Linked DNA regions of Homo sapiens: regions 1, 2, 4 and 5 are each linked to region 3. The links are chromatin loops, found by intact Hi-C in ENCODE. Cell type or tissue: mammary epithelial cell. All regions are shown on one strand.

Region 1 (5,000 bases), 140 kb before region 3:
ATCCTGTCTTATCTCAGAGGCCCTGGGACAGGGAGTAAGTTGGCCAGGGTCACATAGCTGGGAATGGCCGTCACCAGGATGCTTTCCAAACTTCCAACCCCAAGCACCCAGACCCTTTATCTGAGCAACAGGGAGGTCTGGTATCTTCTAGGTTGCCTTACAGGTGGGCAGTTTAGCCAAGCATTGGGAGGATCTGCTCTGACACCCTGCCTTCACCCCATCCCACGGTGCCATCTCCCAGAGACGCAGTCTCCTCATCCATAAAGCATTCCTTCCCATCTCATCAGTGTTGTGGAGGCACACATGTGATGGAACTCATGAAGCACTCAACATGGTGCCTGGCACATGGAAGCGCTCAGCATGTGATGGCCTGTGGTTGAGATGGGCACACAGGATGTGTCCTGTTGCTAAGGTAGACCCTCTCTGGGGTTTGTCCCTGCCCCTGAGTGACTGGCAGTGATGTTTCTAGATCCAGGAGCCTCTCCGACCCTGAGTTCTTGACTCCTGCAACCATTTGTTTATGGACCACTAAGAGCTGGAACCCTTCATGCACACTTTTTGAAGATGAAGAGCTATTATAATTCTATGCTAGGACTGAGGGGGAATATTTCTGAGTTAAGATATATTTAGAAACATATCTAAGGTTGACTTTCCTTTAAGCCTTTTCTCCTAGCTTTTGAATTCTGTTAAGTTACTGGGAAATAAAATTAATCTTTTGCAGGTTAATGAAAGGTTGTGCCAAGATCAGTTTTAAGTCCTGTTGCCAAAGCCATTCTTTAGTCTTACGGCTTGGGATGCCACGTCATGAATAATAGTGCAGACTGCTTTCTTCTCCTGCTTTAAGACAAAGGCACAAGGATGTTTATGTCAACAGGGACCATCACAATATTCCCAAGTAGACTCAGGACTCGGGGGCACCTGATGTCTGTCCTGGTACCAAAGGGTTAAGCCCTGTCCAAAAATTAAAGACATCTTCCCAGCCCCTTCAGCTAGGGTCACACTGTTCCTATCTAAATAAAAAAGAGGAATTATTTGGAGAAAAGAAAAGTCTTGGGAGGCGTCCGTGCTCCTAAGTGGTGATGAGAATTAATGAAGAATTTGTAGAAAGAATCAGCCTTTCTCATGAACAGCACACAATGGTGGCAGGTTGAATTGTTTGCCTCTAATCACGCAGAACCTTAGAGAACTTGATACATAAACTATGTGATATTCTCTGGGACAATATTTTTCTTGCTCTTGCCATTAAGTGGCTGTGTCCCTGTCAGCACAGCTATGCAATGGAACTGGATATGTCAGGAACACTCTCATTAAGACATGCAATTACAGGAAGCAGTGCAGGGTTTGGTGTTCCCTGTATTTTATTTTAGAACACCTGAATTACAGGATTATCCCATTCTCAGGGATCACATCTGACAGTAACAACAAGAGGGCTCTGGCCAGATTCCCTATGATTCTTGAGCTTAGAATGCTCAAAGGAGATCAGCACCATGGGCTAAAACTGAACAGCAGAGCCATGCTGCATAAGGAAGGGCCTGGGAGAGGCTCCTGGCCCATTTCCTGTGGAAGAAGTGGAAGCTTGTGGGTAGAAGGCCTCCAGGCAGAGGCTGAGGAGGGGCTCCTGGAGGGGTGGCATGGGAGGAGAGGCCATGAAAGGTGGGGGTGGCAAGGGCATACCAGAGTACAGAAGACAGGAGAGAGTGGGAGGGGGAGGGTGTGACCCTCCCGAGACCCCGTGGGGAGGATGGTCCAGCTATGGGTGGGAGGGGGTGCTGGAAGTAGAGCCCTAAGCTGAGTTGCAAGGGCCACCAGCCTCCAGCAAAGGTGCTCTGAGTGAGCTCTGCAGAGAATCAGGAACCGCTGAAGTCTTCGCTGGGGACAGGTACCAGCTTACTGCCTTAGGAGCATTAACTTGGGGACTTTGGCTGACACAAGAGAAAAGGGAGGTATGAAAACAAGGTCGTGAGCTGGAAGAATAGTCTAACGGTTCCAAAAAGAGGCAGGTCATGAGAACCAGAGTAGAGCAAAGGGACAGCAAAGAGGAATGGAGAGGCCAGGAGCCTTCATAGAGAGAGAATGTTTGGGATTCACAACCTGGAGAATGTGGTGGGGCTAGGGGAGGGAGCCGTGGGCCGTGGTTTGGAGCCTGGATGTGGGCAAACAGTAGTTCCAGCAGCAGAAATAAGGCGAACACTCAGAGGCAATATCCTGAGCATCGCGTGGTTCAGCTAGGGGAGCAGATTTGAGAGAATCTGCCAGGAATTGTGCCTGGGAGCTGGCCGAAGACAGAAGATGCCCCTCTGACTAAGGAAATAAGATGCCAGTTCAACTCATTTCCTGTCATTGCAGCAGGGCAAAGTCCTCAAAGAAGACCCAGCCCTTCTTGACAAGGCAAAGGTGCCGAGAGTGGCCTGGCTTCCTCCTGTGGATCCATCTCCGTCTTCCTGGGCAGCACCAAGCAAAGAACACTTACATGCATCTGGGCAAATACACAGTGCCTGGTCCAGGCAGGGAGAAGGTCAGATGGCTTCGTGAAGGGCTCTGCCTCCCTCCAGACTCATCAGCTCATCAGCCAACTTGGGGCAACTCCCTTTCTCACGATTCAACTTTCATGCATAATAAATTGTGTCCTGCTGAGAGTGTTACTTGCAAGATACCTTTCCAATTACCTAAAACTCAGCTTAAGGACCAGAACAATCAGGCAATGCATAAATCTGAGCTTCTTTTGTGTGTGGTGTGTGTGACTCAGGAACCCTGCTGTGGAATCAGAGATGGGGATAGTACATTCATTCTGGCTGATTAGCACTCGCCCCCCCGTGTGCAGAGCTACATGCATAAACATGCTTCCGAGTGCCCACGGCGGGTGATCCGGAATCGTTGCGTGGACACAGGTGGCTCTGGAATGAAGAATGACCACTTACAATATCCCTTTTGGTTTTCACACTCAGTATGACATTCCCAAAGGAATGCAAAGCATTTTATATGCCTATAAAGACCAGGCCCAAATTATTCAAAATTATCACAGGAATGCAGAGAATCATTTTAAAACTGAGCTTGGAGAGCCTCAAGATACCCCGTCTCTCCACCCACCAGTGTCAGTCTAAAATTAGCTGGGTGAGAATTGCAATTTCCATGTTTTCACCTGTATTTAGGATTCCTGGCAGCACCACAAAGTATTGCCCACCTGCTCTTCGTGTTTTCTATGCCTGAAAACCTTTCCAGGATGGCCTGGAAGCTCCTGTACTTTTCCTTTTGACCAAAAAGGGATGACCAGAGGCCCCATGTGGTGGTGGTGAGCAGTGTTGCACGTGGGATGGGCCTGGGAACATAGGGAAGTGGCAAGGAGGATAATGGCAGAATGGGGGTAATGGGGAAGCCTTGGGGTGCAGGCATGTCTGGAAAACACAAGCTCAGGTTGGGTGGAGTGGGCTCTTGAGGGGTGATACTGTCCAGATGGAGGTTGGGCCTTGCACAGTGAGCTGAGATATGAATGTTAAGGTGGCCCCAAACCATGGAGCTTCTGGAGAATCACAGTTGTGCTAGTGACTTTGGTTATAAACTCATCCTTCCAGTTTCCTATACTCTAGTGCAGGGCCAGCTCTCAAAGGCACCTCTCTCTGCCCGTCTGTTTTGCTATTTCCAAATCCCCTGAGCAATCTGCAGTCCTGTTGCATCATCATTTATTTCCGAATTCACTGAGGCATCCATCCCTTCCAGCTCCCAGCTGAGTCCAGGGACTCATCATCCTCTGCTCCTGTGTGTGCTTGAGTGCTGCCACAATGCAAAGCTTCCAGGGACGTACATATGGACTGATACAAGTGAATGCTGCAACTGTGCTTCAGTGACCCTTTACTACTTTATACACAGTCTAGACAGGTTAAAAATAAAGAGTGCCCCGTCTAAAAGGAAGGACAGAAAAAGAAAAGCAAAGAGCATCCCACATCCGCCTTCCACGTCAAAGCACAACCTCAAGGTAATTTTTTCAGCTCTAAATTTGGCATTTGCTATGCTCTCTGTCTGGGATTCTTATAACTCCCTAAGCACCAGAAAATGCTAAGCTAAGCAAAGAGGCAAGAAAAGGGGGACATTGCCGAGAACTGCCACCTCCAGAGTAGTGAAGCATGGCTCCTGTCCTCTTGCTATGACATTTTTCTACAGCAGAAGTGCAGATGGTAATGTGATGAGCACCTTTAAAACACCCATGACACTGAGACGTACGTAAAATAGCCCTGGATTCCCATGAGAATCTATAATGTGCTGATCAACCCATGACTCATTTGTCACCCCTCATTTAAATCTGTAGGTTTGGCTTGCACCAACATACATGTGAGTCCAGACACACAAAATTACTGTCCTCCACACAAAGCAGTACTGTATGCTGTTTTTCTGAACATCATCTAATCTTAGCTTTAATTCTAGAATGCAAGGGTTGGTCAAGAGAACTGAGCTTATATTATCAATATCATTCACATGATTCTCTCCATCTACACTACTTCTCAGCCCCATCCTTACTGACGGCCATCGGGCGGTCTGAGAGGTACTTGTTGCCTTATTTGTGGCTGAAAGCTTTTGCTTACCAACAGGAAAGGTAGTTTCAGTCACCTTTTAATTATTGTCTCATCCGTGAGATCAGCGTACATAATATCCTGTGTATTCCTCCCAAGCATCTTGTTAAGTACACAGGTTTCATGTTCCTATGTACAGAGGTCTGGACACGGGGGCCTTGCGGTGCTGTCACTTGAAGCAGGTCAGTTGGCGGGTGATGGATTGTCACTGTTAAGATTTTATTGGTGGGGCGCGGTGACTCACGCTTGTAATCCCAGCACTTTGGGAGGCTGAGGTGGGCAGATCACCTGAGGTCAGGAGTTTGAGAACAGCCTGGCCAACATGATGAAACCCTGTCTCTACTAAAAGTACTAAAATTAGCTGGGCATGATGGCAGGTGCCTGTAGTCCCAGCTACTTGGGAGGCTGAGGCAGGAGAATCGCTAGAACCCGGGAGGC
Region 2 (5,000 bases), 170 kb after region 3:
AGAGTATACACTCTATGATTCTAAGTATATGACTTTTTGGAAAGGCAAAACTATAGAGACAGTGGAAAGATCAGTGATTTCCATGGATTCAGAGGGAGGAAGAGAGGGTTAAACAGGTGAAGCACAGGGGAATTTTAGGGTGCTGGAACTATTCTGTATGATGGTATCATGGTGGATACATGATATATGTATTTGTCAAAATCCATTGATCATTATAGCACAAAGAGTGAAACTTAATATATGCAAATTAAAACAACAACAATAGCAAAACAATATTCTTTAGAAGTTTGGGGGAATCCCAGGATGGAATGCAGAAGATGACAAAATGATATAATACAAGAAAGAAAAAAGAAAGGAAGGAAGAAGGGAAGGAAGGAAGGAGGAGAAGGAGGAGGAAGAGGAATAAGGAAGGAAGGAAGGGAGGGAAAGATAAGTGGCTTGTATGAGGCACAGCTGATATGATTGGAAATCTAGTTGTAGGTCCCCGTGTGAAGGCCTCAGAGGGATCCGCAATGCCGTCCTTGAGGGAGGAAGCCAACCGCTCTACCAGTCACATTGGGGTTTTCCTTCCTCCTCCTCCTTCAACCCTGAAGCTGTGAATATCTGCTAGCACAGGAGGTGGAGCTAAGAAATCAGAGAAGCTGACAATGCCAGCCTCTCTACTCCGGGCATTCACTGTCAGGGCCAGACTGGGAGCAGAAGAAAGCCTGAAACCGAGGGCCTTGATGGGATTGGGGGCTAATGGAGAGCTCAGTTAATGTATTTGGTATCTGGACCTTATTGGGTCCAGCTCATGCAACACAAGGGCCAAACAAGGAGACAGGCAATACCACCAGATAATAAAATCTAGAGCCAGGGAGAACTGAGGCAAGGGCTACATGGTGGGATTTTGGTGGAGTGGTCGAGGGGCCCATCTGCAAAGAATGTCTGAGGAGATACCTAAGTGAAGTATACACAGCTGAGGCTCTCCAAGAAGCCTCCCAAAGCAGAGGGGATAACCACTGCAAACCCCCTGAAGTGAGATGAAATATTTGTATTTAAGGCAAGGCTGGAAGACAGAATCCCCAGTCTCTCCACACAGCCAGAACACACTAGCAGAGAGGAGAGGGAGGGAAGGAGTGGAGTTGGCCAAGTAGCCAGAGTCGGGCTCACAAAGCATATTCCAGGCATGGTGTGGTATTGGACTTTATTCCACCAGTGATGAGAAGCTACTGGAAGTAGGGGTTCAAGAGTCAAGTTTTCCAAATCAAAATTAAATTTAGGCTTTGGCTTTCTTCAAATAAAGACCAGGATCATTAACAATTCACAATGCTCATTGAAAATATAGGGTAAAATCATTTTAAAAACATTAATTAACCCTAATCTCAGATTTGCATGTCTTACCTGGAACCAGGCAGGTCCTAGATAGATTTGAACATGATGTTCATGTAGGTGTTGTTGGTCCTATGGCTGAGAACGGCAACATTCTCCAGATCCTTTCCAGGGTAGGATGGGCTCTGGTTGAGTGTGGGCTCCTGGCATGATTTGCCTTTTGTCCTGCATGGTGGCCTGAGTCCCAGGTACTGACCCCATGCTGGCAATGCATCTGACAAGCACATTCATCCTAAGTCAACAAAGGCTCCAGAAATCCAGCCCACTCATTGCCTCACTGGGTTCCTACGCTCACTTCCATGGAGACATCAATCATGAAGATGGTGAGCTGCAGGGTGCTGTCAGGATCAACTGTTTCTCTCTCTCTCTCTTTCTCTCTGTCTGTCTCTTCACCTCAATTTTGGTCCCTAAATTTATGACCCTATATTGATATGTAAAGCTGGTTGTTCATGCAGCCAAGCTCCTTTATTGTAAAATCACGGAAATTGAATTTTAGCATGGAATGAAAAAGATAATTCAAAGCACTATGCCTATGCAGCTGGTACCCGGCATCTCTCCCAGCCGCACTCAGAATTCTTCTTGTCCTCTTCCTCCTTTTACTTCTCTTCCATAGATGTAGTGTTCACTCTATACCAAATTTCTGGGAGAAATTCAGTTCTTGTCCTAACAAGTTGAGCAACTAGACACTCAGGAAGAAGAAGGTCATAGAGGATGCTCCGACCTTATTAAAGGTCAAAGGAATTTAGATGACATGAAGTTCGCTGAAGGCACGACCCCTTACGGACCGGAGGAAGGAGGCAGAATTCACCACTCCCTTGGTGAGGACAGGAAGACACCCGCTCCGAAGCACAGTGCATTTGCAGAACATGGAGACAGGTTCCACTCACTCCTGGCCACACACTCCTCTTCTTGAGTATCTAGAGAAAGGAATCTCATCCTCTGTGAAAACCAACTCTTCCCTCCAAGCAGTAGTAAAGCATATTTAATATAGTGAGTCTATAGATCTCAGCACACAGACACAAAATCAGCCCTCACCTCAGCTCATGCCCAGCCCTAGTGATGATTTGCAAATGTAATATTAACAACACTGTCAATAATACTGCAAATAATAACATTGACATTTATGGAGCTTTTGCTTTGTGCAGACAGCACACTTTCCTTCATGTAATTATCTCTGCAAATCCCCACAGTGACACCGTGAGGCTGGATGTCTTAGTGTCATCCTCCTTGGACAGAAGTAGCCAATGCTCCTGAAAGTTAAGTAGCGTCTTCAAAGGCACGCAGCCACGTAGCAGGTGACTGCCTGCTCTAAAGGTGGAGCCCCCACGCCACATGGAGTGCCCACTCTGCGCCCACTGCCTGCAGCGGTGAGCTGATGGCCAGCAGGTAACTTTTGCCTCAATGATCTGGAGAAGGCAGGAAGGCACGTGAATTAGAGCATGAGCTCTGCTTAGAAAGACACGGGTTCAGATTCCACTGCTGCTCAGCGCTTGGCCAAGTTACGTCTCTTTGAAGCCTCAATATTTTTTGTCTTTAAAATGGGGATAAGAATGCCACCTTCCTGTGGCTCTGAAGAGTATTAAAAGGTGTGTTTCATATGAAGTGCTTGGTGCTTGAGGTGATGGATTTTCCAATTACCCAGATTTGATCATTACACATTGTATGCTTGTATCAAAATATCACATGGACCTTATAAACATGTCTATTATGCATCTATATATATTTTTAAAATGGCTGCCTTTACTAAAGGAGGGTTCATGAGTAATTTTATGCCGTGATGGGTAGAGGTACCATTAACTCCCCGCTTCCCCTCCTGCTGGGGAGGAGTAGGGTCTGCAGTGGATGCAGCAACACCTTTCCTTATGTTCAGATGTCATTGTCAGAACAGCCTCTCTAGTTGCCAGGTGTCATTCTCATGCAAAGCCATTCCTTGCCCTCCTTGCTTTCCTACTTTATCCTACCGCCTGGGGACACCCCTCGTGGGGGCACCCCTCTTCTCCAGCCCTGTTGACACTGGGCTGGCTTCTCTTATGATTTTGTTTGGACATGGAGCTTCTTCATCAATCTCTTCTCCCCTTGCCCAAGGGACTCTTCACCACCTGAACTGCTACCAGTTTCCTGTTAATGATCTCCCCCATTCAGCTCAGTTCACTGCACTGCCAGCATGGGAAAAGGATGGAAGTGCCACTCCTGGGAGCTAGGGCTGAGGTTACACACACTGTCAGCAACTTTATTAAATTATTCACTCTATATGCAGAAGAAGGAAACTCTGTTAAGGATACATATTCATTTATTTAAAACTATATTTTGGAGGTTCTGTGGTTATCTGGAAGTTTTCTTAGTCTCTGGTGATATAGCACTTCTAAATGAAATGATGACTGGCCTCTCCTGCGTGGAAACAGGCATGGAGCTGTGGCCTTGGTGCCCTCTGACTCTTCTTGAAAAGCCTTGGGGTCCTATTTCATTCTCTGAAGAACTTCAAAGCCCTCTTCAAGTGTTTCGGGATTTTGGGATGAGGAGCACAGTCATTATTTCTGTTTTGAGGCTCCCACTCACAACACACTTTTTTGTTCCCTACCATCTAGCCAGAATTGATGCTCAGTGCCTTCCGGGTTTGCCACAAAAACAAAGAGAAAAGGACAAAACCAACCAAAACTGATTTCTAACATGCACACACTTACACTCAATGTCCCAGTGAGAATAGGAGCAATCAAAGAGTTTCTATTTCAGAAAAGTAATCAACTTCGAATTGACAACTGGGCATTCCTAGCCTAAACAACTGCCTTAGCCACCTCACCACCACAAACCCTCATTCATCCAGTGAAAGTAAATAATCCATCTTTAAACACAGGTGACATTTATATTGACAAATGTTGCCATTTTCCAATTGAGAAACTGAGGCCCAGAGCCATGAAATGATTGAAAGAAAACCACGAACTTAAACGGCAGAATTAGTTGCTTCTTCTTCCCAGCTCAATGCCCTCTCTGTTGAGCAGCGGGAGCCCAGCTCTCCTGAACACATGCAGGTCAGGCAGATCGTCTGGCGGGCACTGTGGGGGCATCAGGATGTGCAGGTGTACTAACATCAGACACCAGGACCCGAGGATGCCTCATTTGCAATGGGTCAGCCTGAATCATATTTGCAACATGTCTATCACAGGCTTATCAAGACTTTGTGAACTGAGCAAACACCAGACAGCTCAGCATGAAGTAAAGCATGTTGTACCCCATAGGCCAAACATCAGAAAATAAGTAGACATGGCACCAGGCCACGGGGCCTTGGTGTGTATCACGAATGAATGACACAACATTTGAGAAGGATCTTCTTCAAATCATAAAATCACTGAAACATAATGGAATCACTTTTCATAGATTCCTAGAAAACATAGTGATATTCCAATTCAATATATTGGTGGCTAGTAATAAAAAGACAAACACCCTGTGGAGATTTACAGAGCTAGTTACAAGTAGACCTAGACATTGTACTCAGGTGTATTCACTGTATTGCTCAATATTATCATTATTGGAGAAAAAGTGACAGAGGCCTTAATTATAACTTAGCTCCAAATCAATTCAACTCCAAATGAATTTAAGATTCAACTGCCTAAAACTATAATTATCTTTTTTGA
Region 3 (5,000 bases):
TAAATAGTGCACTTTATAAAGGTATTCAAAAGTCTGACTGACTCCTCTAAGAACATCACTGACAATTTTTAGGAACTGCTTTTATATACAGGAAAGCACAGAGGTGTGCAGAATGGGAGGGGGCTGGTGGAGGGAGGGCCTCCCCTCCCACTGCCTCCAGTGCCTCCCTGCGTGCCATGCCTCTCCAGACAGTAGAAGTCACAGTGAATATCACATCTCAGCAAGCACAGAGCCTTTTCAGAGGGCAGAGCAGGTGTGACCTGGAGGATGACCAAACATTTTCTAATTAGACAATGAAATGTTCAGTACTCTCCATGAACCTCAGAATAGCACCGACTAGTGCCTCAGATAGAAATCTTACATAAGAAAACAACTTTCTATTCTCTGATAATAGTAATAACTCCCTAGAAAATACGATTTAAAATTAATGAGAAAAATAACTCAAGTCTGGTAGAGCACTTTTAATTTATCTCAATGCTAAATGTGGAAGAAATTAATTGCTTATAATTTTTGAACTGAGTTTTAAAGTTTTTATCAAAAAAAATTCTCTTGCCTATCATGGCTCAACCAGAATCGTGTTCACGCCCTTCATGAATTAGAATGAGTCTGTTCCTATTGCTAACATATCTGTCTTCCCAGGATCCGGACTTGTCTTTCCTTCTTCAATATCTCACCCCTGTACGCCTCAAGTAAAGTTGGCAGGTTTTCCTTTTCTACCCTAAAATGGGAATGGAGGGGGCCTTCATTTTTATTTTAATATCACCTATACTCTAATGGGGTTATTAAAAACTGACATTTCTGATAGGTGAACATAAAATGAAATGTCATCAGCTGGAGATACAGAGGGATGTGTTTAGAGGTGAAGTGAGTTTGGAATGGTTTTTTTATTTTTTTGAAGTTTACATCAAAGTGATTTTGTATTTTTACTGAATTGGTTTATTTTATCAGATATTAACAAATTATAATTGTGTATGTTTATGGGGTACAAAATGATGCTGTGATATGCGTATACAATGTGTCATGACTGAATGGAGCTAATTAACCTACTATCCAATACTTAGCATTTTGGAATGAGTTTTGAAATACTTCATCAAACAAGGCTTCCAAAACTCTGTGGCCTCCAAAACTCTACCAAAGGTAACTGCAGGTGGTGACTGGGTGGGGGGTACACAAAGCTTCAGTGCTATTCTCTGTCTGTCACTGTGTACAACTGAAATTTTCCATAATAAAAAAGTTTAAAAATAGGTTTCTCCATCTTTTCTTTCCTTTTTTTTTTTTTTTTTAACAAGGCCCTCTTGATTATGAGGATTCCGTTTTCAGGCAGGAAATGGGGACAGGGTGAGAGAGGGCGCCGATCAGCTACTGTCAGGCTTGCTCCTTGCAAAGGGGCGGGCGGTGGAGAGAGAGGGGAGGGAGGAATTAAGGGGATCGCGCTTCCTCAGGGCCCACAGGCCTCATACCTGTGGTGTGGACCTCCAAAAGAACGGGCCACACCACCGCCAAACACAGAGCACGCAATTCAACTAAAAATTCGACTTCAGTTTCTTCCTGTCCGCGCCAGAACGGACATCAGACTGCCCCCCGCCCGCCTCCTAGCAGCTCCTTTTCACTTCGGCTGCTGCCAGGATTTCGCGACCTAGACCCCTCTTTGAAGACCACTTCCGATCCCCGACGCGGCAGCCCTTGAGGTCGCAGCCTAGCACGGAGAAGTTGGCCGGCTCTGGGGGCTATGAGGCTGCTCACCCCACAGGCGCAGGTCTACGCAGCACACACACCACCTCCTTCTTTGGACTCAGACCAAACACGCTGGGCTGTAGGAGGGAGACGGACAGATACACGGACTCGCGCGCGCACGCCTCACCAACTGATTCCAACCAGAAAACGGAGCCACTGTGTAACGCCCAGCCCCCCTCCCCTCGACACCCCCAATCAGCCAAGCCTTCGGCCGGTGTCTGCTGCACTAAACACCAGGACGTGGCCAGGGAAGGCGCAGGCATCGGTCCGAGCCAGGAGCGCCGCGGCGCCAGCGCATCTGACGTCGCAGGAGGACTGTGCGCACCTGAAGTCTGGGTGCCAAGCGCCCAAGCCTCTGCGTGCAACGAAACCCCCAAAGGAAAACAGGACTACCAGAAGACCCCTTCCTCTCGTCTTTCAGAAACGCCAAGCGGCCCCTCTGGCCGCCTCCTCAAAGCTCGGCTGCCAGAGCCACTCTAGTAGGGTCTTGCAAAAAGCGCATAGGGACAAAGCCCCTTCCCTAAGAAAAGTGCCCAACTCATCCAGTGAGCCATTCCTTCCTCCTCACTGCCCAGAGAGTGCACATGAAGAGGCAGAAATCACGACTAGGAAAAAGCGAGATTCAAATTGGAACCAAAAAAGCGTATGTGCTCGCTCCCATCTCGGCGCCAGGGCTGTGGCTCCCAGGGCTGCAGGCTGTCGCGGCTGCCAGGGGCCAGACAGCTTTTGAAGGCAGGTCTTGTCCTGGCTAGAGGAAAGAGGCTCCAGGAGTCTCTGCTTCCGCCACGGTCGCCCGTCGGGATTCCCCATCCCAAGCGCGCTTGCACCTTGCCTGCCGCTCCGCTCGGAGAATTAGTCTGTTTCCCTTCCTACTCCCAAACAGACCTAGGTCCCCAGCTCCGTGGCCGCCCGGCTCACCAGCCCTGGCTGGTCTCCTTCGGGTCACTCCGAGGGGCAGCCCGAACCCGCAGAGCCTTGGCCCGCCGCGCGCCCTCATGGCCCTGCTGGGCAGCCTGGCTCCGCTACGCTCTCAGTTCTCGGTCTCACCAGCTCCCATCGAATTCGCACAGCAGCCCCTTCGCGTCTCCCGGGGTGGCAAGGCACCAAGGTGCAGCCCAGGCCAGCATCGACCCCTTCCTGGGCATTTTCTCTGCCGGCTCAGCTCCCCCTCCCGCCCTGCGACCCCGTGTCTCCCAAGTCTCGTCGCGGCGACCACCCGGACTTACCGCGGGCGCCACGCCGCCGCCGGGTCTGCGCGCTCCGAGGCGGAGCCAGGACTAGGACACCCGCCAGCGCAGGGCAGCCTCCAGCTCCCGCCGCCAGCTCGCGGCCCCTGCCGCGACCCCGCCCACTGCGGGCCCCTCCGCCCGCCCCCGCGGCCGGGAGGTCTGGACTTACCTCCGGGACAAGGTGACCCGGCAAGTGCGCCCAAGCGGCCGCCCGCGACTCTCCCGAGCGAGCGAGCGTGCGGGGCGGTGCGGCGCCCGCCTCTGCTCCTCCGCTGCCAGGCTCTCTCCTCCTCTGCCCTCCCCTCAGCGCCGCTCTGCTCCCCACGCCTCTCCCCGCCCTGCGCTCTCCGCCTGCGCCCCCGGCTGCCCCGAGCGCCGGGCGCGGGGCAGCGGCGGCAGCCCGAGCGGCGGGGAGTCGGGAGCTGCGGCGCCGGGGCGGAGCCCAACCCTCTCGGCCCCCGGGAGAGGAAGGGGTGCGGGGAGACTCTCGTCGCGCTCGCCTGGCCGGCAGGCTGGGCGAGGGGCGCCCTGGGGCGAGCCGCTCCTCTTCGCTTGCCGAGCCTGCCGACGCGCGTGCTGGAGGCAGCGGGCGCGGGCCCCGGGGGAGGAGGGCAGGGAAGAGAAGGAGGGCGCAGCCCGCGCGAAGGTGGCCACCAACTTTGGCCCAGACCAGGGAGGCCCTAGCGGGGGATCGCGTCCAGATGGTGGCCCGCGGCCAGTGTCTGACAATGTGAGGGCCACAGAGGCTGGGGGCGGGGGATAGCTGCGGGGGACTAGGAGGACAGGAATTTGCTGCCCGACTAGAGGAAGGGATGGCTCCCCTCGGTCCTAAAGGCCTCCCCAGGCTGCGGTTCGGTTTTGAGGTTAAAAATGACCCAATTTATGGATCCGGCGAATGTTCAAGTCCTGACCAGCTAAGCCCTGGAGGAGCAAGCGGGCGCGGAGTTCAGACTCCAGAGACCCCCTCAGCCCTGAGCCAGCCTGTTGTTGGCCCATGGCGGGCCCGCCCCAGTTGGAATTGGAAGGAAACTAGGGCGGTGGTAAGACAGTCTGCGTTCTAGGAGCGGAGGAGGTGGTGTTTGCAGTGTAGATTTCATAGAGAATCAACTCTGAAAAAAAGATTTACCAGAAAGGGGGTCAAAAGTTATTTAGAAAAGCATCTGTGCGCCCCCGTTTCAACACTAGGCAGAGGCCCCAGTCCTGCCACCCGCAGGCTGGTACACTGGTGGTCAGAGAAGGTTAAGCTCCAGAGTTCCATGGCTCCCAACCTTCCTAGAGCCCTCCCTCCTGCCTGGTAACCCACCATTGCGCTGCGTCTTGCCCAGGTGTCCTGGTGGGCAGGGGCAGGAGTTAAAGGTGGTGCCAGGAACAAGAGGTCCTTCCTATATTCCTTTCAGGGGACGTGGCTTCTAGGGAGCCTCCGCAGCCCAAAGAGAATGCTGAAATGCAGAGTGCCAGAAGGAGGCATTTGAAGGAGGCGCGGATGAGTGGAACCAGTACTATCACCTGAATTCCATCCCCGTCTTCATGTCTGCAGCCCCGCGAGACACACCTGATGTTTCTTCCTTTAGGTCCCCAGAGCTGCAAGGCTGTGGTCTGGAACACTCAGAAACGGGCACTGTTCATTTCTCCCATCTAGCAGAACTTCTCAACTTGGAAGAACATGCCACCACACTTTAATAAAGCAGCTTACCTTTCCGGAGTCCTTTCCTGAATAAAGCAGTTTCCCATCTAAGCCATTAGGTTGAGCAGATACTATTAGACCCATTTGAGGTGGAGAGTCATTGATCCCATTTATCAAATGAAGAAATTGAAGTTTAAAAAGGGTAATTGAGATTGTGTAGCCACCCAATGTGCAGGAGTAGCCTGAAGCTCGGGTTCCCTGCCTCTAAGTCACTGCTCTTTCACTTGCCCAGCCTCTGGATTGACTTTTGAGGCAGATTTTGTTTTGACGAGAGAACACCTGCCTGGGCTGCAGCCAGGACTCGCCTTTGTCTCCTGGGTGCTGTTTGAATTTAATCGCGCCACTGCATTCCA
Region 4 (5,000 bases), 310 kb after region 3:
CCTTACCTCTCTCAGCCTTCATAAAATTGAAGAGAATTAGGGTCTTGCTCAGGATTAAGCTCTGGCTTAGGGGAATGTTGTGGCTGGTTTGATTTTCTATCCAGGCTACTAAAACTTTGTCCATATCAGCAATTTGACTGTTTTTCTTTCTTATCATTTTTGTGTTCCCTGGAGTAGCACTTTCAGTTTCCTCCTAGAATTTTCCTTTGCATTTACAGTGTGGCTAATTTCTTGCAAGAGGCCTAGCTTTTGGCCGATCCCAGCTTTCAACCTGCCTTCCTTACTAAGTATAACCATTTCTAGTTTTTGATTTAAAATGAGAGATGTACAACTCTTCTTTTTACTTGAACACTTAGAGACCATTGTTGGGTGGTTCATTGGCCTGATTTTAACGTCACTGGGTCTCAGGGAATTCGTAGCCCCGAGGAGAGGGAGAGAGACGGGGAAAAGGCCAGTCAGTGAAGCAGTAAGAACACTCCCAACATTAACGATGTGAGTTTGCCGTCTCACATGGGTGTGGTTTGTGGTTCCCAACAACAATGATAAAAGTAACGTCAAATATTAATGATCACAGATTACAGTAATAGGTATAAGAATGATGAAACAGTTTGAAGTATTATGATAATTACCAAAATATGATAGAGAGATATGAAGTGAGCACCTGCTGCTGGTAAATGGTGTGGATATACTTGGATATACTTGTACTTGGTTGATGTGGCGCTGCCACAAGCCTTCAATTTGTAAAAAACAAACAAAAAAGGCAATGTCAGTGAAGCTCAAGAAAGTGAAGCCCAGTAAAACGAGCTGTACCTGTATCTAAAGGAGTCCAGTGAGCACTGGCCTTAGCTGCGTCCCCTCAGCCCTGGAGGGTGATTAAGGATAAGACTGCTCACACTTGTCTTCCGTGGCTCAGAAGTAGGTTGGACCCAGAGGCCTCCTTAAGCTCTGTCCAGGTTGCAGAGTCTCTGAAAACACCTAAATACAAATGGTAATGAAAATGCACTGTTAATGCGGTTGCCCATCATATCCTCCAATTTTCACTGCATCTCTGTGCAGAGGCCAAGAAACAAACAGTCTTGCAGAAGGAAAAACCCAATGCTGGACAAGATCACCAGGTGAGTCTTTTGTACACACACACTCATAAACACATAGGAATGCACAAACTCTCTCATTAGGCTCAGTCCTTTCCACTCATGATCAGACATTCTAACCTACTACTTGCTACGTAACCAGCAATTTTATTTCCCTTCTATAAGATTCAATTGCCTTTTTAGAAAGTTGAAAAAAAAAAAAAAAGCCAGAGAACTTCAACCTTTCATTTCAAGCAGTGGAAGCTCTTTCTTCAGAACAATATATCCTGCCAGAAGGTCCAATATTTAAAACTGATGCAAATGGAGTGGCATTTCTTGCAGACATATTGGCTACTCTAATGCCCTCTCCTCCATCGCAAACAGCCTATACTCCCTGTTCCTTGACCCTGCCCTAGAGGCAAATTTTTTGAGGAGGGCTTGAATACCACTGAACTGTATTATTCCAAATGCCTTTCCACTGTCTTCTGTTCAATAAAGCCATCCCTCATGCAGCCCCTTCATCCATGACACAGCTGGGACTTTGTACAGAGGGCAAAGCAATGTTATCATCCACTTAATTTAGAGTACAGGCATCTGTATTCCTCAGGCCACCTGCAGGCCATTTACTTGATAAGTGGCTAGAGGTGACCACATCAGCCACAGATCAGTGGCTCTTGCATGCCACACTTGATTCTTTCCATTCCTCTCTTGTACATTCATGCTCCTGGACTTCAAGAACAGTCCCAGTGCTCAGAGTCTCACCACATTATCTTCCCTGGTTAACGGTCCTGCCCACATAATTTCCCGGTAACACTGGCAAGGTTTTTGCTGACATGTATGATTGACTTTAATAAAGCAAATACATCAACTTTGGGGAAACTTTTGTGAAAATAAAAATGTTACTCAAGGATTAACCTAACAGGTTTAAATATTAATTAGTGTATTAACATGAAATATTGATGGGCATGCCTTTAATATTAAAGTGAAGCTATCAGAATACTGCGTTTTAGTTCTGTTTTGAAATGAGCATTCCTCTTTCAAACCACATCACCAGCTCTGATCCCATCCAAGGATACATGGAGGGAGCCAAATGCTCGCATGCTCCCTCTGCAGGACAGCAGTTGGGCAGCAACTGCTGAACATGAAACACATGCCTTGGAAACAAGAAGCAGTGCTCACCCCAAGATGCTGGGCTGATTCCACAGGAAGTTCACGGCTTGGTGGCTCTCCTCTAAGTCATCTACTTACTGACTATAAGACATTCCCCCATTGCTTTTGTTTATACAAGTTTGTTTAGGGAATGATTGCTCTTCTTAAATGGCCAGTCTCATGTCCGGACAAGGCAACAGAATCACATTCCTTCATGGCAAGAAAGGACCTTGAGCTTGTATAATCCGATGCCCTCGCTTACAGATGTGGAAACTGACCACCAAGGAGGGTGACTTGGCCACAATGATGTAGCTAGAGGAGCAGTATAACCTTGGCTGGGGGCAAAGGAAGCCCTGTCCTGGGATCCATGATCTAGAGGACCCTCCAGCTATGACTGTCCCAGACTACAAGTCATGAAATCCGTGATCCCAAGGGAACTGCCCACCTGGAGTCTGTACATACATTTCAGGTACCCAGAACCCTAGAATTCTCTGCTCAGTGGCCATATCCACTTTTGTGTGCATTCTGATGCGAAGGTGTGACCAAGGTATGGCTGCCATTGGCAGGTGTGAACATTTAGAATGTCAGTATGTGTACACAAGTCCTTCACATTGTAGGACAGGACCAGAGCCAGTGTGGGAAATGGTGGGGAGCTGAGCCAGCTTGCCCCACTCCATCCCTTTTGCTGTGGAACTCCAAGGAGTCTGAGAATTCTAAATTAAACCTGGCTTTTCAGATTTTTGTAAAGGTATATTTAAGCAGGCGAGAAGGTAGAATATATTTTATTTAGTAATTTGTTTGCTTTATTTATACTTTTAAAATATTTGGACTCATGCATGTGGGTTTCCATTTGTGCTCTTGGTCTGGACCCTGCATGTATTGGGGTCTGGCCTGCTCAGAACCCAGCTCCCTTGGATTAAGCCCAGAGCCACTGGCTGCCTTACAGGGAGCAGCCCATGTAATGGATTGTGACGGGCATGGCAGAGGATTGAAAGCAGAACTTGACGGATAAGCAGAGGACCTATTTTACCACTGTCTACTTGTATGATAAGCAGAGGACCTATTCTACTACTGTCTACTTGTATGACTGTGGAAAAGCCATTTACCTAAACTGATTGCCTATTTTCTGATCAGCAAAGAAGATAACAACTAACTGCCTTGGGACAATTTTTCTAGCAGCAGAGCCCTAGATGGGTGCCCTTGGGCAATGGTTTGCTGAGGGAAGGCTCTCACGGGAGCAAGAGAAGCAGGAAAAGAAAGGGAAGGAGCTGGACAAAGGGGTCTGCTGCAGGCCAGCATCAACCCAGTGCCATGGAAAGCTCTGGAGCTTTAATTGCTTTCCTTCTGTTTTTGGAGAACAAAGCACCACTGAGTCAGTTCCACCTTGAGGCATCCCCTTAAAAACTGCATGAATCAGTCTGATCCAAAAAGAGGTCTCAGTACTTGCTTTTGAAAGAGTGCACCAGGCCCACTGACCATTGGAGACATACTGGAGGGGCTTCCTTAAACACCCACATGTGTCCTCTCTACCACACATCTCACTGTATATATATGGTGGAAAAACAGAATCTGTTTTTCAAGGCACAGCACTGTAAACAAAATGTGAGAATATCTGGCAATAATTTCTGAAATGTATTAAATGCAAAATAACCAAAGGGCAAAGATGGGAAGAAGGGCCTGAGAGATAATTCTATCTTGCTAAAGGAAGACTGGTTATTAATACTAATGAAAATGCAAAGTAACCATACAAAATACTGTTCGCTTTGATTTTATTTAAATTCTACTGGTGTTGTGGAGCTCATTCTCTAGTTGACTTCACCTTGCTTTATCTGAGAAGAGCTGATGACTGATGGGAGTCACGCTTCTTTCAGCATTAACCATGATCCTAGGACAAAATGGCAGAGGCAAATGGAGGTGGATGTGAAGCAAAGTCAGCACGCAAATACACTACTTGCTGAAGCCTGCGCTGACAGATGGCCTGAACTCCTCACTTTGCTTTCTGAAATAGAATCTCCTTTTGCAACCTCCAAGGTAGATTAAAAAGCTCCATAGAAACATCACAGATATGAAAAGCACATGAAGTTAACCCATCTAAAAGATGGGCAATTACTATTCAATAAGTGAGAGCAGGTGGCATCAATCCCTTCTCTGCCTGTTGCATTTTGATTTCTGTCCCAGAATAGCTGCCATCAATCATTCCCTATCACCGAGAGGCTGGAGAAGCCTTGCTTCAGCGGTGGAAGCTCCTGGGAAGATGCCAGCTCTCTGGGTGGGGAGTTGTCAGACTGAGCTCACCAGAAATGCTTGTCTATAGTGCCAGATCAGGAGAAACAGTCCTGAGTCTCAGGAACAGACCAATAATCAGTAACTTGGGGTTTAGGTGGATGGCTGGAATCCAGGGAAACATATAAATGAGGATATCAAGGTTGATATGGGACCAGAGCAGAAGGATCCTAGAAGATTCAGTAATATAATGAAACAATGGCATCAGTGGTCCTGATTCATTTATCCATTTATCCATGCTTTTGTCATATGAATTAAAGTTTCTTCTGCTGGAGTAGCTATACTTGTATCAGATGAAACAGGTTTTAAGTCGAAAATGGTAAAAAAAAAAAAAAAGACAAGGTCATTTCAGCAAGAGATTATAACTATATAACAAAATATATATAACTAAATATATATATATATATATACACACACACACACACACACACACACACACACACCCCGCACTGGAGCACCCAGATTCATAAAACAAATACTTCTGGACCTAAAGAGAGA
Region 5 (5,000 bases), 310 kb before region 3:
AGGTGGCCTGTGTGGATGGCGGGAAGTCAGCTGCTGGGGCTGGAGTTGGCTATATGCCTTAAGTGCATTTTACTCTGTTTCTCTTGGCACCAGAGATTTCATTAACCATAATCCATTCTTTGGGCTCTTAAGATTTTCTCTGTCTTAAGCGTCACCCATCATTAGTCAGAAGTGGTAGAATTTGGAGTAATTCACTAGACAGTTTTAGAGAAACCACTCAGTGCCAGGAGACAGCATGGGCAGCAGCGAGTAAAATGCGGGTCTTCGTGCCCATGGCTTAGACCTCAGTAGTCGAGACAGATGCAAGAACCAGCAACTGTAGTACACCAGGGGCGGGAGGCCTGAGCGGTGGGCCAGAAGAGGAAGGAGCTCTCCACCTGGGCAGGGGGAAGGAGGGAGGGCTCCCTAAGTGCACTCCAAACCACGTAGGATCATGTGATTGCTGTGGCCTTTAAGAGGGAGCAGGATGTTCTGGGTAGAGGAAAAAGAGTGTCTCGGCTGCATTAGGAGGGAGCCCTGCTGAGCTCACAGCCTGGCCCTGGTCTCATCCTGACCTCCGCAGCCTAGGGAGGCCCCACCTGGTGTGAGTCAAGCGTCAGGGCTGGAGCACCCACCAGGGGGTGATGTGGTCCAGTTACTGTCTCCAGGACTGTCCCTGGTCCTTGGGGAGGCCCTGTGGCCACTGAGGGGACACTGCCCCATGCCCTGTTACAGCCCAGGCCAGCCTCTTCTCCAGGAACCCTGGCCTCTCCTAGAAAGGCTAGCCCAGAATCAAGCGTGAGATGGGCTGAGAGGCAGGGGAGGGGAGTCCTTTCAGGACACTAAAATAGAGCTGCGATTGTAGGTGAACTTCATTTCAATCCATTAAAGCCAAGGGGAGATAGAGTTTTTCCCTTTGACTTTGCCAAGCAATGGAACATGAGTGGCCCAGCCTCCTGATCTGAAGCAGAGCAAAACATTTCTGGGAAAATAAACAAACGCGGACCAAAAAAAAAGATGCTCATGTGTCTGAGCCAGCAGCGAGCCTTTGATCAGGTTGCTCCGAGGGACCAAAAGAGGGGGACTGATGGACCCTGGCAACAGGATGAGGCAGACTCTGTTAGAGGCTGCCCAAAGTCACACGCAGCGTTTATAGAGGCTGCAGGAGGAGAGACGGCAGCCTGGGAAAGGGACCAGACTAGGGCTTGGTAGAAAGACATGCACCGTGCTGCCGACGTTGGCAGTGCTGCACAGAAATGCCTGCTCCTTTCCGCTTTCTTTTCTCTTTTATTAATTTTATATTTCAGGCATTGTTTAATGGTGAATTTGTCTTTTTCTTGAAGATTCTCTTGGCCTCCTGCTCATTGGTTTGGCAGGACACCTGGCTTTTGGAAGAATGACCATTTTGCTGTACAGTCTGGTGTGGCTCAGAAGCCATGTTAATGATTTTTTTTTTTAAAGATGGAGGAAGAAGGTGTGCTGGGATGTGGGAGGGGTGAGGAAAGGAAAGGCTGAGAGTGGGGTGGGGACATCGGGAGCTGTCTCCCTATTAGATGGAGACAGCCGATGCATTTCAATTCACTCTTACCCTTTTGTTGAGAGAGGATGTAGCCACGATCCAGGACATCAGAACCCATTTTCCTCCACATTTGCGAGTAATTAGGACTTTCATTTGGACATAGTCGCTCAAAGCCTCAAGTCTCTTTCCTCACCTGTGTAATGAGGGTGGATGCTCTTTAGCTCACAGTCTTAGTTTGAGGCAAAATCACAAGAAATGGGAATAGTGCTTTGAAAAGGACAACACAACCATGTCAACCTGCTTTCTATTTATTTCTATGGAAACAGCTGGTGGGCAAGTCAGCCAGGGCAGCTGTCTCAGAGCCAGGCCAGCACCAGAGCGGTCTGGGGGCCTCCAATCCCGCTTGCCCTTGCTGGACCTGGACTCTGCACAGCCCCCAGCCCTGCCCTCTTAGCCGCCCTCCCCACAGGGCTCATCCACTGCTACCCAGTAGAGGGCACCCGGAGTCCCTTTAACAACAGCTTGTCTGTACAACCTCCTCGAACCATTTAGTTTATTATAGTGGAAATTATCTGTAGTTAGTTTTGGGCACCCAGTGTCAGAGTTTGGCAAAGCAAGGCAGAGAGCTCTGCTGCTGCCCAGGCTCAGGAGCCAGGGATGTTCTCAGAGCTTTCTTTCCACTCACTCCCTTGCGGGACTTTGTGGGAGAAGGAGGCTGTGAAGCGGCTCCAAGTCAGCTCCCTCCACACGAGTCCCATGGAGTCTTCTTTCCTATACCTCACTCATCCATTCATTCATTCATTCACTGGTTTATCTGAAGGGCTTCCAGTGTACAGTGAGGCTGCAAGCCAAGGGGTGAGGTGAGGGAGGAGGACTGAAGGCAGGGAGAGAGAATCAGGTAACTCACCAGTGCATCCACACGCTGACTACTCAGGGAGCGCTTGCTGGGTTACACAGCTACTGATGGAGTCCACTCCTAAATAAGTAAGCAGAGTTGTGGGATGGTTGAAGCTTGACCTTGGAGAGACCTTGGAGGGATGGACAGGTGGACTTGGAAACCCCCATTGTGGGGATGCAGGGTCTCGTTTCTTGCCCTCTGGGGGCAGTGCTGCTTTGGGAGTGAGCTGGGAGCCAGTCCCGGGGAGAGCCACACATCCCCTTCTGCCTCTGCCTGTGGCCCCTCTTCCTGGCCAGCCCTGGCGGTTGTCATCCTCACCAGCGGAAAACACCTGCTGCAGTGGTTAGCCCAGGGCTAAGGAAACAGAAGTTCTTCCCCCAGCACGGGTGGGGCCCACCTGCCTTGCCTGGGAGGAGATGGGGTGGGTTCTTGTTGACTGATTAAGTTGTCCTGCCTTAGGTGATGTGCGATTTCAGCAATGCACATTCTGGGAAGGACAAGCTTGGGCCTAAGCACCCGATTAGGGCAAAGGCTGGGCTTATGCTGCAGGCTGCATGGATGCACAGCCAGGATTTCTAGAGCTGCTTCAGTCTCGTAGGGCCTCTGACAGGAGCCAGGTTCAAGACTGGCTCAGGGAGACACAGTAGACATAGCTGAGGGGTGCCAGGAGCTGGAAAAACTCATTCTGATGCATAAACAGGTCTAATAAAAGTAGGAGATGAATTTAGGGTTTGGCAGGAGACCAGAATAATTGAAAATGCCCTTTAAGAAGACAAAGCCAGTAAAACACTACGTCAAATTACATATGGCAGGTAAAAGCCTTGCCAGAAAGAATTGGGAGCTGGAGCAAGCTTGAACTTCTGGGGCAGAGAAGCCAGCACATGACCATGATGTGCAGAAGGCCAGGTGGCAGCTGTGTCAGGGCCAGGAAGCCCTGGAGGGGGGTGGTCTTGGAGAGGGGCCTCAGAAGCCCTGCAGAGTATGAAGACCGGACAGGTTTCCCTGGGGACATGGGGCTCTCCATGCTCACCTGTTCTCCCTTCTGCTCAGACGCCCTGATGCCTCATGACACACAGCCACACTGAAGGCTGCTAGTGGTCATGCCATGGGGTCCAGCTCAGATGGGGGCCCAGGTGCTTCCTTCCTCGGCCTTCGCTGCAGCATTGGTGGCAGCTCAAATCACACATGGGTTTGGAACTCCAAAAACCCAAAGTAAACCCTGAAGCTAGCTCTCCAGTCCTCCCAGGGGGTGTCATTCAGGACTCCAAGGAAGATTCTGAGGAAGGGGAGGAACAGAGGTCCTCCCCATGGGGTGACCTGGTGCCTCGTGCCTATCTCTGCGGTCCATTCAGATCCCAGGATGGCCTTGTATGTGGACTGCCAAATTCAGCCACTCTGTGACTCCATGGGACCATCCTGTTCCTTCTGATTTGTTCTGGCTCTGCAGACCCCACTTTCCCATCTATGGTTTCTTTCTGGTGCCTGCAAGGCGGACATGCCTCATTCCCTCCAGGAAAATCCAGACCCTCTTCCATCCTGCACTTTGCTTGATTGGGAATCGCATGCAGCTCATACTTGTGCATCTATTTAATAAGATAGAGTTGTTGCTTTTTCTCCTGCAAAGGTGTGGAACGGAAGCTGTGGGTCTCATGCTGGAAAGCAGGCTTGGCTGGCCCAGCCCTTCTGGCTTTCTGTCATTGTTTGCACCTCGGTGTCTTGCTGGGCCCAGACATCCACCCCTCACTGGGCTCTCATCCAAGCACAGGAGAGGGAAGGGCCAAAGAACAAGGAATCTCTGGGGCCGCAGTACTTAGGATGGTTATATTTCCACAGAGGAAATGCCAGGAGAGGTGGCCCTGGAGCTTGAGGCCCTTATGAGGTGCAGGAGGCACAGCGAGCAGAGCTCTGGGCACCAAGCGCTGTGTTCAGAGGAAACAGCTGCATCCCAGCCAAGACCAGAGTAACAGTTGTGTTCCCAACTGAGAAAATGGTAACTAGATGCACGGTTAGGGCCTGTAATTAATTCTGCACCTAGATAAATAATCAGATGAAGGTCTGTCTGGGTAGGACACTGGAAGCAGGAGGTGCTGTGGACCCGAGGAAAGGTTCTTGGGTGTGGCGTGAAGGGGTGGTTAGATCCTGCCTTCTGGAGCTGAGCTTGGACTTCTGGCCCCGGTCCAGCTCTGTCATTGGCAGTCTAGTCCCGCTTTTCCTTCCCATGGTTCCGGTGCACAGGTGTTTCTGGCTGGCGCCAGTCCCGAGGTGCTCTGCTGATTCCGAGAAGCCGGCAGGCGGCAGCCACTGTGGTCAGGGCAGCACTGCCGTCTTCATCTGGGCGTCCTCATGCACCTGCTGTCAGCAGGCCCTCCTACCCTGACCCTGGAGGACAATCTGGGAGCCTCGGAGCCTTTCTGAAAGGTGGACGCATGGAGAGGAAAACCTGGCTTCAAGCCTCACCGGCCCAATAGGAAGGCTGATGCAGATGCTGTCTCCACCTGGCAGGCTTCCTGTGCCCAGCGCTGGTGCCCTGCCCTGGCCTGGCAGTGTGTGGGAAGCAGTGATGAGGCACCCAGCATGCTGAGCCCCTAGAAGGAAGGCGACTTT

Evidence for each region. Hi-C counts contacts between places; a loop is a spot of excess contacts. Peaks named below come from ENCODE experiments on the same cell type or tissue, not always from the same donor. Only the 100,000 strongest peaks of a DNase experiment are listed, where the experiment ranks them.
Region 1: a loop joins it to region 3, with 4 times the contacts of the local background. A loop is called at or near these places in 4 of 110 quality-filtered maps.
Region 2: it touches region 3 in a loop (4-fold over the local background); 6 of 110 quality-filtered maps call a loop at or near these places.
Region 4: it touches region 3 in a loop (4-fold over the local background); 4 of 110 quality-filtered maps call a loop at or near these places.
Region 5: a loop joins it to region 3, with 9 times the contacts of the local background. A loop is called at or near these places in 10 of 110 quality-filtered maps.

The regions. Positions count from the first base shown.
Region 1 is chr20:24,608,265-24,613,264 of GRCh38, reverse strand. All of the region lies in intron 3 of SYNDIG1 (synapse differentiation inducing 1), which reads right to left. Among named protein-coding and RNA genes, the nearest start is that of SYNDIG1, 140 kb to the right of the region's middle. RefSeq lists an enhancer at 2,099-2,998. In mammary epithelial cell, no CTCF peak of the experiment used is centred here; a DNase peak (open chromatin) is centred at 2,724.
Region 2 is chr20:24,301,157-24,306,156 of GRCh38, reverse strand. No RefSeq gene overlaps it. Among named protein-coding and RNA genes, the nearest start is that of LINC01721, 100 kb to the right of the region's middle. In mammary epithelial cell, a CTCF peak has its summit at 2,554; no DNase peak of the experiment used is centred here.
Region 3 is chr20:24,467,886-24,472,885 of GRCh38, reverse strand. It overlaps SYNDIG1 (synapse differentiation inducing 1), which reads right to left and starts at 3,257. Exons shown (of 4, transcript NM_024893.3): 1 at 3,133-3,257. In mammary epithelial cell, no CTCF peak of the experiment used is centred here; DNase peaks (open chromatin) are centred at 1,935, 2,545 and 2,775; H3K4me3 peaks cover 2,455 bases; H3K27me3 peaks cover 127 bases.
Region 4 is chr20:24,157,944-24,162,943 of GRCh38, reverse strand. No RefSeq gene overlaps it. Among named protein-coding and RNA genes, the nearest start is that of LINC01721, 39 kb to the left of the region's middle. In mammary epithelial cell, a CTCF peak has its summit at 2,181 (motif pointing left); no DNase peak of the experiment used is centred here.
Region 5 is chr20:24,778,559-24,783,558 of GRCh38, reverse strand. No RefSeq gene overlaps it. Among named protein-coding and RNA genes, the nearest start is that of LINC02967, 140 kb to the left of the region's middle. In mammary epithelial cell, a CTCF peak has its summit at 1,992 (motif pointing right); no DNase peak of the experiment used is centred here.